2 separate regions of the Mus musculus genome follow, and region 2 is linked to region 1. The links are chromatin loops, found by intact Hi-C in ENCODE. Cell type or tissue: gastrocnemius. All regions are shown on one strand. Links, peaks and the distances in the headings refer to the core of each region. The heading gives the core; the rest is flanking DNA.

What was found. A loop is a pair of places that touch in the nucleus more often than their neighbours do. Peaks named below come from ENCODE experiments on the same cell type or tissue, not always from the same donor. Only the 100,000 strongest peaks of a DNase experiment are listed, where the experiment ranks them.
Region 2: it touches region 1 in a loop (8-fold over the local background); 9 of 42 quality-filtered maps call a loop at or near these places.

What each region holds. Positions count from the first base shown.
Region 1 is chr13:74,852,773-74,857,191 of GRCm38, reverse strand. No RefSeq gene overlaps it. Among named protein-coding and RNA genes, the nearest start is that of Cast, 47 kb to the right of the region's middle. In gastrocnemius, for the core only: a CTCF peak has its summit at 2,623 (motif pointing right); a DNase peak (open chromatin) is centred at 2,652.
Region 2 is chr13:75,878,909-75,883,327 of GRCm38, reverse strand. Rhobtb3 (Rho-related BTB domain containing 3) reads left to right here. Exons shown (of 12, transcript NM_028493.2): 9 at 4,358-4,419. Among named protein-coding and RNA genes, the nearest start is that of Gm24163, 24 kb to the left of the region's middle. In gastrocnemius, for the core only: no CTCF peak of the experiment used is centred there; a DNase peak (open chromatin) is centred at 2,664; H3K27ac peaks cover 1,981 bases.

The DNA of each region.
Region 1 (4,419 bases), core at 224-4,223:
AGAAATTCAGAATTACCTAAAAAAATATTCAATATAAAGTTCCTTATATCATTTTTGGGACCAATCTTGTAGAGCCCTTTGTAGCACATTAAAAATAAACTATAACAAAAGTAAAAATAAAAATGAACTGGAGTAGGAGTTACACAGACACTCACAAAGTAGCAGTTCCTTATATGATTCTAGAAACATTTTTCTTCTTTGATGATTTTATAAATGTATTTAATACATTCTGGTCATTTTCAACTTCTATTGCTCTCTCTCTCATCCCTAACCCCATCTGGCTGAACAGACTCTTCCCAATAAGCTCCCCTCTAACTTGAATGATTTTGTTTGTTTTCTTTTATTTTTGTGAACAACTGAGTTTAATTAGAGCTCCTGGCATGAGCAAGCATAAGGAGTTATTCCCAAGAGCACAACAACTTCATAATGGCTGCACCACTAAAATGTAGATGTGCCTGGTTTTATTATGATCTTCCTTAAATTGGGATACGAAACCTATACATTGTATCTGTGGTTATTTTACTGTGGGTAGCCAGTCATTGTAGGATCTTGTCACAATTATCCCAAGCATTATTCTGTGTATTTATAATGCCATTACTATCATACATCACCTTCTCAAGGCATTCTTCTGTACTCTATTCTGTTTACTAGTCAGTTTCTACCCTGTACAATACAACACTGCCTTACCTAATACAATTTTATAGTTCATCTTGATCCCTGGTGAGTGACATACCCCATCTTGTTCTTCTCTTTCATAATTGTATAAGCTAGTCTCAGCTCTTTCCTTCATTCAAATATTAAAAATAAGCTTGTCAGGGTCAAAAAACTCAACTGAGGTTTTAATTTGAACTGCACTAGAGAAATTAATTTGAAGATGAATAATAGCTTTGCAATATTGATTTTTTTCTTATCCTTGGACATGATTTTATCTCTCCCTTTGTTTAGGTGTTCTCAAATGGCTTTCAATGAAATTTTGTACTTTCTTCATAATTGCATCTTCATAATGGCTTGACCTATTGCCAGGCACCTTGCATATTTATCACTATGCTTTCTACATTTTATCTTGAAATCCTTTCAGTCTTATGAGTTAGCCATAGCCTATTATTGTGTCTATATTATAATTAAACCAAGGTTCAGAAGGTCTCAGGATGTAGCCCAGTGTAGGCTCTTTGTTCAAACCTCAAAACTGGGATGGGAGGCAGGTTTGTGTAATGTGAGTTACTTTTCTGTCATCAGAGGCTTCTGAGAACTATGAGACACAAAGTGAGTGGTTTGAAAATCCAGTGCTCTTACAGTCCAGTTTATACTTTGTTTTTGGTGGTTTTCTTTAATGGCAACATTTTTCAGTGAAACCGACTAAAGTACAAATAAATGGCAGTAATAGCGTTTCTCTCTCTGATAAAAAAACACTAAAAACACTTTTTCCCAAATTTTATGTCTCTATATAAACTCAAGGAACTCTATTAAAATGTACAACTTAATCTCATAGGTCTGGGGTGGTGTTTGAAGGCATTTGGAGATTCTGAAATATGTCTCTAGCAATTTCTAAACTTTTTTACGTAATTTCATACTTTTTATTAGATTTGATACTATCCACTTTTCATTATTTAATAGTGTGCTTTCTTATTTAGATGTTATATATAAATCACAACCCTACCGGCTGATTATTTGATAATTAATGAGACAAAGGTACAAAATTACTAATAGTCACTGGTGGGAAGTGAAGTAAAACAGATGTGGCAGGGTCTATGAACTCACTTCAAGAACCATTCTAATAAGCAGAGAAGGTACACTAACGGTGTCCCACCAAAATGGCTGCCTACACATGACCTAAACATGATGAAAACAACAGTAGACATGGGAATGTATAAGGAGAAGCCTGAGGTTTCTCAGCCCCAAACAAAGAACTACAGGCAACTAGGGAATGGGAGAAATAATCTTCATCAAAGAAGAAAACAACAGGGTCTGGAGAGATGGCTCAGAGGTTAAGAACACTGACTGCTCTTCCAGAGGTCCTGAGTTCAATTCTCAGCAACCACATGGTGGCTTACAACCATCTTTAATGAGATCTGACACCCTCTTCTGGAGAATCTGAAGACAGCAACAGTATAGTTACATATAATTAATAAATTAAAAATCTTTTTTAAAAAAAGACAAAAAACAACAGTAAACATGCTAATGTATAAGGAGAAACTTCAGGCCTCTCACCCCCAAACAAAGAACTACAGAGCTTAACTATTGGTTCTCCAAATCCTAATGATCAACACTGAAGGTATACATACAAGTAACCCTATATGGACTGAGACTCAGTAGACTGTTATTTTGTATTTAGGAACACACACACACACACACACACACACACACACACACACCACCCATGCACACACCTCAACAACAGTTAAGCAAAAGAGACCATAAATTTCAAAGAGAACAAGGATGGGGAGGTGGAAGAAAGAAAAGCAAGAGAAATGATGCCATTATTCTATCATCTCAAAAAATTAGAAACAATTTTTTAAGTGTAGAGGAGAAAGAAGGAGGGGTTAGAAGGAGGAAGAGGAAGAAGCACAAGGAGGTGAAAGAGTAGCAGCAGCCCGAGCAGGAGCAGCAGCAGATTGATCGGGGAAATTCCACCAGGTGGCAGCAGAAGTTCTTTATTTTTATCCCCAATGACTTCCTGCTGCTCTTTGGATGCTGCTTTGTGGTTGGCTATTGGCAGATGACTGACTTGCTAGGTTAAGCCTGGGATAGAACTCAGGGCCCCACACTCTTTCTTGCTGTCCCCGGTAGTCCTGCCCACAAAAGCACTTTTGTTGACAGCAAATTTTCATTAGAAGCATCCAGCTGCCACAGAACTAGTTAAAGGTTGCCCCAGAAACCTTGTCTGGAGACTTGAAAAGGAAAGGGGAAAGTGAGATTCCCATGGCTTTCTTTCTTTCTTATCACGGTGATTATAACCTAGATGCTTAGCCATGAAAGGGAGGTACAATATGAAACATTTGGCTGGAGACAAGAATTGGAAACAAGCCGTTCATTGTGGGGTCAGGAGTGCTGCTCAAGAAAAGAAAACTGCAGTCCTATCCTAGATTCAGACAGCCAAGTTTGATGGAGAGGACTGTCAACTTTCCCCAGAGCCCAGCAACCCAGTCACAAATTCAGGGTTAGAGGTAGGGTTAGGAGTTAAGACTCAAGATACCCATCATCAGCTCACCCCAGAGCCCAGCAGTCCTGTCCAGAATTTGAGACACAGAAACTTCTTTCAGGGGACTATTAGATACACCCCAGAGCCCCAGTAGCCTTGCTCCCAGATTCAGGAAACCAATCCTGATGCAAAGGACCATAATTTTGTTCCAGAGCCCAGAATGGGTTTCCCCAGCGGCACCACATTGTCCTACTTCTCAGTTTTTCTTTTAATCGTAATTTTGATAGTGTGGATTTTAATCATAAAAAGAAACGCATCACTACTTACTCTTTCTTATCCTCAGGTAAGGTGATAACACTCCAGTAGCAGTAACATGGCTAATGAGTTCCCTGTGCTGTTTGGGACTAGTCTCCAGCATAAGCCTGTGTATGAGGAGGCTCCAGCACTGAACTTTGGTGTACTTGGCGACATTTAGCCCTTATCCTAAACTATGTCTTTTGTACTGATGTGTACACCCCAAGGCTGTCTCTGAAAGAGTACTAGCACAGTGTAGAGCAGTTTTTCCCAAAGCAGTGGTGTGGAAACAGTGGAACAGAAAAGTGTAGCACAGACCATGATTACTAATGCTGAGGGTGAGTTCATCTAGCTCCAGTGTTTGGGACTCAGGGAGACAGGCCCTTGAGGTTGAGGAGCCTGAAAAAGAGTATAGCTCTGAATAAAGAACCATAATATGAGTAGCAGTCTTATTGTTTAAAGGTTACCTGCTATTATGTGTTTTAGGAAAATTAGGGTACGTACCACTGTATTTCACTGCCCTCCATCAGGACAAGTGTCAGGGTTCACTCCTCAGTGTCCAGGTGTTTCATCTTCACCTGTATCTCCAGAAGATGTTCTTCTTAGCCTATAAGTTATTTTCCATTGACTCATGTCTTAGGAGATCTCCTCCCTAGTTCTGCCTACATTACAAAGTCCTCTGAAAGAGACAGACAGAGGAAGTTTCCAGGGGTAGGATCTCTGACCTCTTGTATTATCACCATCTCTCAAAGCCAGAGGATCCATCAGTGTTAATGGAGCTTGAACTCTGTTTCTGGTCAACTTGAGTATATCAGTATACTTAATCCTCACTACTGTTCTGTGAGATGATTCTTCTTCTTCTTCTTCTTCTTCTTCTTCTTCTTCTTCTTCTTCTTCTTCTTCTTCTTCTTCTTCTTCTTCTTCTTCTTCTCCTTCTCCTTCTCCTTCTCCTTCTCCTTCTCCTTCTCCTTCTCCTTCTCCTTCTC
Region 2 (4,419 bases), core at 272-4,271, 1.0 Mb before region 1:
CCATCAGTTCACATGAAAAAAAGTTTATTAAAACTATACATGATACTTACTCACAGGGTTACATGTATTTGGTCTTTTTACTTGAATGGCTAATAATAACTCTCCGTAAACCTTAATTACAAAACCTTTTATACGTTGTAGTGAAATCTTAGCCAAACACTCAACTTTTTCACTGTATATTTTACCTAAAATACTTACAATTCAAAGAATATTCTGAAAAAGTCGTGTTTATGAGCTGATTGATATCCAGATGTTACTTTAGTATCTTTAACACAGCTTTAGGAAGTAATATGAGAATGATAATGTAATAATGAAATTAGTATTTAAGCATATTTCCCCATGCAATAGTAGCAGTACATCTTTGGCTTCTTCACTCCAGTTGTGATTGTGGAAGTCACACAGCCTTTTGAAGTTTTCTGATCCTCAGTGAGGAACAGTGGAACATCTGGGTCCAGGGCTGATGCATTGCTACCCTTGGCCGAGGAGATAGTGACAGACTGAAAGGATCTAGCTGGGATTTGTGCTGAGATGGATGTTTATATAGACTCGGTTGTGTTTCTTTCTGTGTCTGGCCCTTTATTGTTGACCAGAACTACCAGGAGAGAAGATGCAGATAGAGTTTGCTGAGTGACAGACCTTAAAGTTTTAACAGACATTGTCTATTCAAAATGTGAAACACTGTAATCTTCTCCCCTATAAATAGGGACTCGGATTTCCACTTGAGGAGTGGCTACATGGGTTGCAATAATGCGCACAGGGACTAGCAGAGACTCAAGTGTGAACTCCATTCCTTTCCCCTTGCAGTGGCATTTGAAACTGAACCCAGGCTAAAGTCGAGTAGCTACTATGAGCTGGAATGAACATGGGATATTAAACCATGACATGGAGTATTATCAGTGTAGTAGGAAGTCATGTATAAAGATCAACTTGTTCAAAAAAATCATCTTGGAAAGTATGCAGAGGCGACATAGATAGGGCTTCTCGCATTTGACTGCATGTTACAGGAAACACTGTTTAATGAAACCTCATTCCTTTCCTACTTACTTAACATAGTCCATGCTTTAGTTTCTCTTGAGGTGAACAAGTGTCCATTTTTTCCCAAGCAGCATTCCAACGTTTTACTGTTGACATTTGATATATTAAAAGGTGCAGCAGGTACATTTTATTTCAATACACAATCAAAAGTATCTTTGATGGCCTATGTAGAGTGAAGAGCGACTGGCTTTGTAATCATTTCAAGCTTGTTCTTTTTCTTAGAAAAGTTCTCTGAAATTATAACATGGAATGGGCATGACAGGAAAACATACTCAGCATTGGCATGTTCAAAGACCAGATTCATCTTTTAACAAAAGTTATATCTTCAAGCCGGGTGTGGTGGCGCACGCCTTTAATCCCAGCACTCGGGAGGCAGAGGCAGGCGGATTTCTGAGTTCGAGGCCAGCTTGGTCTACAAAGTGAGTGCCAGGACAGCCAGGGCTACACACAGAGAAACCCTGTCTCGAAAAACCAAAAAAAAAAAAAAAAAAAAAAAAAGTTATATCTTCTATACCCTTGCATTATCATTTGCAATCAGTTGCCAGCTATTATATAAACACTGAATTATAGTCTGTTAGTGTTTGCATAAATATACTGCTTAAAACAGGTAACTGTGGGCTGGAGAGATGACTCAGTGTCAATAGCTGTTCCTCAAGAGGACGTTGATTTGATCCCCAGAACCTGTGATGACTACCTATAACCTTCTCTTGGGGGATCTGAAGCAGTCTGCTGGCCTCCACAGGTGCACACACATATCACACACTGAAAAACAACAAAAAACAGGTAACCATAGTTAGGTATTATATACATTTTTATAACGTAAGTTTTAAAACACCAAAATAGTTAAAGGGTTGTGAAATAGAATTTCTTTTTCCCTTTGCTGAAAGTATAATAGTTTTCAAAAGTAAATTCTAATCTTTAAATGGATCTAAAATCAACCAGGCATATCTTTACACACCACATCTACACCATGCTTGTAATCCCAGTGCTTAAGAGTAAAGACAGCTAGATTCTAGAGGCTTGCTGTTTAGGCAGTCTAGCCAAAACAGAGTTCCAGGTTCAGTGGGAGAGCTCGTTTCAAAATAATAATAAATAAATAGGAAAGAAGTTGAATCCTGATGTCAACCTCTGGCACACACATGTGTGCATACACTGATGCACGCGTGTGCGCGCGTGCACACACACACACACACTATACTCAAAGGCACTCAAGCTGATGTTACATTTTCAACATTATCTTGTGGCATTATCAACAGAAAGCTCTGTTAAAATTTCAAGCCCTGCTTATGAAATCCACCCTGTCTAATGTCCACTTGATATTTTTAGTCAGTCTTAATTCATCTGCTTAATTCAAATGGTAGACCATCCAGTTTGTTTAAGCTATGCTCCTAGTTTTCAAATGATGTTCTATTTATCTTGAAATAGTTTAAAACCTAAAATTGTAAGTCAAATTGCGTTGCCAATTTGAATTCCTTGTTAATTGGTCTCTACAGATATACCCAGCATGCTTTAATTATGGAAGCTGGCCCTTCTGGTAAATGATACTGCTACACACAAGCTGGGAGGTTTGGGGTGACGAAAGGAAGATGCAGTGGACAGATGGTGTTTGCTGGTGGGAGCAGGATGCTCTTAAGCTGTCTCCTCCCTGTTGGCTATGCAAATCATAGTGACAACCTGTGGGTTCAGCTGGCAGGGTGAGCTGATTAATGATCCTGAGGAAATATTGGCTTGGGAAAATATCTCTGAGTTTAGATGGGCCTCTTTTATTTTGCTTGGATTTAGAGAGGTTGAAGAATCAATAAATTGTGAATATTTTAAAAGAGAATATATACGTACGATAAATGTTATGAAATCAGACGATACATGAGTAAATTATTGGGCAGAATATTGTGGTTTGGCTCATTGCGGTTTTCTGGAAGGGGCAGCTTTGTGGTTCCCATTGGTCCTGGGATCCTCCATAACTTGAGTCCCCACTCTGCCTTCCTCATCTTGGTATCTGCCATTTGTAGTGCCAGGGAAGTATTAGTGAACCCCCCAAAATAGACGGGAGCCAATATGATGCAAATCAAAACAGTCTTTATTCGAGCTAGCTCGGGTCCCTCAGCCCAGCACTGACACACAGGGTTTTGATGGAGAGGAGCCCCAAATATCTATCAGGGTAAGGCTTTATAGAAAGTAACAGGTGTGTGTGTGTGGCGGGGGGGGGGAGGTAAGTGTTTCTAGCCCGGCAAGCTAATATTGGAGAGCTATTATGGCCTTTAGCATAATTGGCTGATGCTGGGAGTCAAACCATAATTTCTGCTTCCCTCAGCATTGGTGATCATGAGGCTGGGTGTGGACTTGTTGGCAATTAACTTGGAAATGCTGGATTTGTTGTGGTTAGCCTAGACTTTGGAGCTAGGCTCGGGTTTTGTTGCAGGGGGTGGGGGGAAGTATAACTTGGAAGTGAATGCTAGGTACTGGCCTGTTAGTTTACCTGAGTTCAAGTTCTCTAAAATGGAGTCTGGACTTAAAAGATTTGGTTTCTCACCATTTCTGACACAATGATGGTGGATGTTCCGTGATGATCTGTGGAACTGAAGGCTGTTATGTGGATTCATGGTAGACATTACAACAACAGGAACCTCATGAGTTCCATGTCATCCCATCTGGTGCTGTCTTTGTGAAGTGAAACCATATCTGGAAAACTCAGCAGTTTCCCTAGAGAGTCAGTGTCCAGCTCAGGGGCTTCTCATTTCACAGAAAAGGCTCTGCTTGTGTTGCAGCAGTGGGAAGATGGCATGGCCATGCTCATCAGCTCTGCAATGTCCCCAAGGTCAAGACTGTGCTCCTTGGCTTGGCTCGGGACAGCCTCTTGGCCATTCCTTCTGTGAGGTGGGCTATTTCCTTTGCTTTGCAGTTTTCCTTTCCTGGTGTAGGAAATCCTTTCCAAGACAGTTCTGTGTGAGGTTGACCACAAGGTAATGGTTGAGATGTTTTCCTGGGTGGAACATGGTCAGAGGTAGCAGTATTTCAAGTCAATCATGATGGATAGATGCTGTTCTAAAAACACAAGGCAAAATCTGTCATTCCAATTCTTTGGTCTTAAGGAAATCTAAACTAACAACTGTTTGTCTGGTTTGCAGATTGTTGGGCTCTAAGACAAGTTTAAAACTCTGTTTCTATGCTGTTTAAGAAGCCTCTGGAGCAATGCCAGTTATATCCCCTGTGAGGCTTCTACGCAGCAGCCTGGCCTGTCATGGACAGTGGCCCTCCAGTTTGAACACGCTTGGAACTCTACAGTATTACAGTTCTTGATTTGTTTACCTCTCTCGCCTTTCAGGAGCAACTGTGCCAGCCCACAGGGCCATCTTGGTGGCACGATGTGAAGTGATGGCTGCCATG